Linked DNA regions of Homo sapiens: region 2 is linked to region 1. Evidence: chromatin loops called from intact Hi-C (ENCODE). Cell type or tissue: Calu3. All regions are shown on one strand.

Region 1 (2,500 bases):
AAATGAATAGCCTGCTAGGTCTCCCATGGACAGCTCCCCATCTCTGAGCTCACGGGACTCTTTTTTCAATCTAAGTAAGATCCCTTGTGTGCCTAAACACTTTGAATGTCTTCCATCACTTCCAAAGACCATGCTTCCATCAGCTGCCTGATATTCTGTTCCTCCATTTAGCCTACAGATCCTGAAGCATATATACATAATATATATATTATATATATGATATATGACATATATATATATATGTAATCTTTTAGGATTGGGCACAAAGCTAAAGACTGAAAAGGACCATGAGTCTTGTTCTTTGTCCTCCAGAGCTCCAATTGGGTACGAGTACCAGTCGGAGGTGGTACAGAGGTGAGAGGAGTAGGGAAGAAGAGGGAGAGGGGAAGAGACACAGATTGAGACAGAGAGAGAGAGAGGGAGAGAGAAAAAGAGAGAAGAGGAAGAGAGGGAGAGGGGAAAGAGATAGAGAAAGAGAGAGACAGACAGACAGAGAGAGAGAGAGAGAGAAAGTTTTCCTTCAACAGGAACATTCCCTTTGCCCTCAGACAAGGCAAAGGGGGAAAGAAAGAGACTAGAAACAGACTGAGACAGAAAGAAAGGTAGAGAGGCAGGAAAAAGGGAGACAGGGAGAGAAAGACAGAAGAGGGGAAAGGGGAAGAAGGTGAAAAGAGACATAGACTGAGATAGACGAAGAAGCAGGGAAGAGAGAGAGAAAGGGGTAGGAGAGAGGGAGAGAGACAGAGAAAGATGAGCAGGAGGAAGAGGAGGGGGGGAGGAGAAGGAGGAGGAGGAGGGGGAGGGGAGGAAGAGGAGGGGGAGGAGAAGGAGGAGGAGGGAGAGGGGGAGGCGAAGGGAGTTTATCACAATTAGACAGGGATTCCTGAAGGCCCCGGGGGTGGAGTCTGTCCTAAGAGGCAAGAAACCAGGGATATGTGCAGATTCCCTCTCTGAGTGATCTAAGGGCCCATCTCCTGGGCGTGACCGAGAGCCCGAGAAGGGCAGACACAGACTGGGAGGTTTTCCTATCCTGCGCCGTTCTCTCCCATGTCTACCATCAGGGACCGCGCAAAGAGGCTGGTGGCTCTCGCTGCACATCCAGACACGTTTTGGTCCTGGCGAGCCACAGGCATCAGGGAGAGTGGCGCTGTCCCTGGTGCTGAAGCAGGACTGTGTCCCTGGTTTAGGAATGACTGGGCTATGCAGAGGAGTCTGACTAGATAGGATCCAGATCGGGGTCTCCAGCCGGCAAAACAGCTGAGTCACAGGATTGGGCCGCCCAAGAGGGAGGAAGTTAAGGAGGGGCCGACTGTGGGTCTGTATGGGCTGGACTTCCCTCTGTGCCCCTCCCGGCTCCTTCTTTACCCCAGGAATGTTTTGGGTCAAAGCCAGCAGCAGCTCATCTGTAGACCTCTTGTTGCATGAAAAAAAAATCTTATTTGTTAAAGCCCCTGAAAATCAACAGACTCACAGTAAAGTGCATTTCTCGTTGATACAATACGGAGGGGTGAAGATTACCCCAATTCCATTTGAAGCCAACAGGATATTTTCCAAAAGTGCCATACTCCTTTAAATCTCCTGACCATGCATGACAGTGCCCAATATGACAGACTTTTTTTCACTTTTGGTAATTCAAGATTAGATAAATAATATAATCTCCCTTCCTTACTTTTCAAAGATGTGATTATAAACAGCCTTGTTGACCCAATTTTTAAATTAATCTCTGTGAATTATTTATTTAAAGAGTTTATGCAGAGGGGCTTTGGGGTTTTCCTTAACAATGTGTCTAAGCTTTTTGTGAAGATATTAGTCTTCTCCTATTATTTACCTTGGAGAATAATACAATTTTTTTAACCGACAAAATATGCATCCCTAAATATCAAAGTTTAGGTTTTACTGTTTTTGGCATTTATGTAAATTGCATCATATTGTATGCATTTTTCCTAGCTACTTCACACAATAATAGCTTAAGAATTTTTTACTGTCATGCAGAAGGGATGCAAATCATTAAGTGTACAGCTTAATGATTTATCACACAGCGAGCACATTCAGCTCACAAAATAGGTATTGCCAGCTCTGAAAATGCCTCAACAAACTGCACTCCCACCATCAGAACACAAAGGTCCCGATTTACTCATATCTTTGCCACACTCGCTGTTATTTGCCTTCTTGATTTTCTGAAAGAGTGTAAAGAAGTATCTCATTTCTGTTTAATTTGATTTTTTTTCAGCTACCAGTGAGGCTGCGCATCTCAACGTGGACTTGTTTTCCACTCATGCTTCCATACTAGCAGATTAATATTCATGTGCTTTGCATACTTTTACTTTGGCTTGTTTTCCTTTTTCTCATTGGTTTGTGGGAGTTTCTTACACATTCTAGTTCAAAAGTCCTTGTGAGCTTTAGGTGAAACAAATGATTTCTCTCATTCTGTCATTTCTCAATGAAAGTAGTCTGATTTGTCCTTGATTTGATGGAAAACCAGAGTTTGGATGCAACCAAA
Region 2 (2,500 bases), 100 kb after region 1:
TTGGGAGGCTGAGGCAGAAGAATCGCTTGAACCTGGGAGACAGAGGTTGCAGTGAGCCAAGATCGCACCACTGCAGTCCAGCCTGGGCAACAAGAGTGAAATTCCATCTCAAAAAAAAAAAAAGAAAAGAAAAGTCCCTCTCCCCTTGACTTGGCTTCCAGTGAGCAGGCAGGGTCTGGCTCCTCTTCGCATTTTGTTTGACTGGGATGGTTTGGAAATATTTAACTAATTTACACCACTAAAATATTGGGCCGGGCACAGTGGCTCATGCCTGTAATCCCAGCACTTTGGGAGCCGAGGTGGGCGGATCATCTGAGGTCAGCAGTTCAAGACCAGTCTGGCCCACATGGCGAAACCCCGTCTCTACTAAAAATACAAAAATAGCCATGTGTGGTGGCACACGCCTGTAAATCCAGCTATTTGGTAGGCAGTGAGCATGCCACTGCATTCCAGCCTGGGAGACAGAGCGACACTTTGTCTCAAAAAAAAAAAAAAAAGAAAGAAAGAAAAGAAAGAAGGAAAGGAAAGAAAGAAAGAAAGAAAGAAAGAAAGAAAGAAAGAAAGAAAGAAAGAAAAGAAAGAAGGAAAGAAAAGAAAAAGAAAGAAAGAAAGAAAAGAAAGAAGGAAAGAAAAGAAAGAAAGAAAGAAAGAAAAAGAAAGAAAGAAAGGAAAGAAAGAAAAGAAAGAAAGAAAAGAAAAAGAAAAAGAAAAAATTGGAAGACAATCTCACACTGACATGAAAGCCCCGACTTTCTTGGAAAATAGGAAGATGTGGTATCCTCACATGTAGCGATCAGCCGAGGCTGAGCAAGAACCAATCACCTTTACTTTGACGCACTCCCCACCATGTGCTATCATCTCCCTCTACTAAAGCCAAAGTCCAGGTGCGATTTGTCGGAATACTTGCCCAGTTGTTTTCCTTACACAAATCCACTTCCCTCATTTGCCGTAACTGCCTTGACCATGCAGAGGTTTGATTCAGGGGCACTGGACCTACCAAACAAAAGATATCGGATGTCTCTCTTTTTGGCTCATCAGCAGAGGTCAAGCTCCCTTGAGAAAGAAAAGGAAACCAAAGCCCAAGGGCTCCCCCTGCTGGACCCAGTGAGCTCAGCATTTTTGGCACATTACAGACGTTAAACTTGAAGAGACACATTCCCAAAGTATTAATGCGCAAGGCCAAGCCTCCAACGGAAATGTACAACAAAAAAAAAAAAAGAAGAAGAAGAAGGAAAATAAAATAGAATAAGACTTCTTGTCTCTGCTCGGACATGAGAAGAACTTCGAAGTTGTCACTTTTGTTCTTACAACAAGAAAAGGCTGAACAAACTGAGAATCAACAGCTTTTCTTAGACACGTCTAAAGAACTGCAGTAACACAGTGAATTACCATCCCCAAGTCTGGAGACACTGGCAAATCCAGAGAGTTACTAATGAGATCCATTTACACAGGGCAGAAGCTGCTGGAGTCACTAACTGGTGAAGACATTTGCATGGTAATTCTGACAAGTTGCTGCAGGCTGGGTAACAATTAGCTCAAGAATGATAAATTTCTACAGGTGTCAGTCTTAGGAGTCCCCACACTTTCGTGGATTTTACCTCCAGTAACTCTACCAGTGAAGAGCCCAGAAAGGCCCCCTAGCCCATAGCCCTGGTAGGGAGAAGGAAGAGTAACTGTTGTTAAGTATACCCAGAGCATTCTCCCCAACACAGGCCTATTCTCCAGGGATAAAGAATTTATTGGTACCTTCTCCCACCTGGAAGAAGGGATTTCTCCTGGCCGGGCATGGTGGCTCGTGCCTGTAATCCTAGCACTTTGGGAGGCTGAGTTGAGAGGAACACTGGAGGCCAGGAGTTCAAGACCAGCCCGGTCAGCATGGCAAGAAACCCCATCTCAAAAAAAAGAAGGAGAAGGAGGAACGAGGAGGAGGAGATTTTCTCCTGAATCCAGCACGGCACATTCTAGACTTCCTGTCTCACCTGAAATGAATGGAGAGAAGCTGAGAATCACTTGTGAATGCCATAACCCAGAGGCACAGGTCCCCTAAAAGACGGATATTTAATCGCAGCGTGTTTAATAATGACTTGCAAAGCTATACAGACCCTAATTCCTAGAACCTGTGAATGTGACCTGTGGCAAGAGAGACTTTGATGGTGTGATTAAGATTCTCAAGATGGGGAGATCATTTTGAATTACCTAAGTGGACCTTCAATGTAATTGCAAGGGTCCTTAAAAGACAGGCAGCAGGGCTGGGCGCAGTGGCTCATACCTGTAATCCCAGCACTTTGAGAGGCTGAGGCGGGAGGATCACGAGGTCTAGAGATCGAGACCATCCTGGCCAACATGGTGAAATCCTGTCTCTACTAAAAATACAAAAATTAGCTGGGCGTGGTGGCACGCACCTGTAGTCCCAGCTACTCAGGAGGCTGAGGCTGAGGAATCGTTTGAACCTGGGAGGCAGAGGTTGCAGTGAGCCTAGACTGTGCCACTGCACTCCAGC

What was found. A loop is a pair of places that touch in the nucleus more often than their neighbours do. Peaks named below come from ENCODE experiments on the same cell type or tissue, not always from the same donor. Only the 100,000 strongest peaks of a DNase experiment are listed, where the experiment ranks them.
Region 2: it touches region 1 in a loop (2.2-fold over the local background); 2 of 110 quality-filtered maps call a loop at or near these places.

What each region holds. Positions count from the first base shown.
Region 1 is chr19:51,552,223-51,554,722 of GRCh38, forward strand. No RefSeq gene overlaps it. Among named protein-coding and RNA genes, the nearest start is that of ZNF175, 18 kb to the right of the region's middle. In Calu3, no CTCF peak of the experiment used is centred here; a DNase peak (open chromatin) is centred at 1,149.
Region 2 is chr19:51,656,042-51,658,541 of GRCh38, forward strand. No RefSeq gene overlaps it. Among named protein-coding and RNA genes, the nearest start is that of SIGLEC14, 10 kb to the left of the region's middle. RefSeq lists an enhancer at 1,068-1,177. In Calu3, a CTCF peak has its summit at 1,080 (motif pointing left); a DNase peak (open chromatin) is centred at 1,090.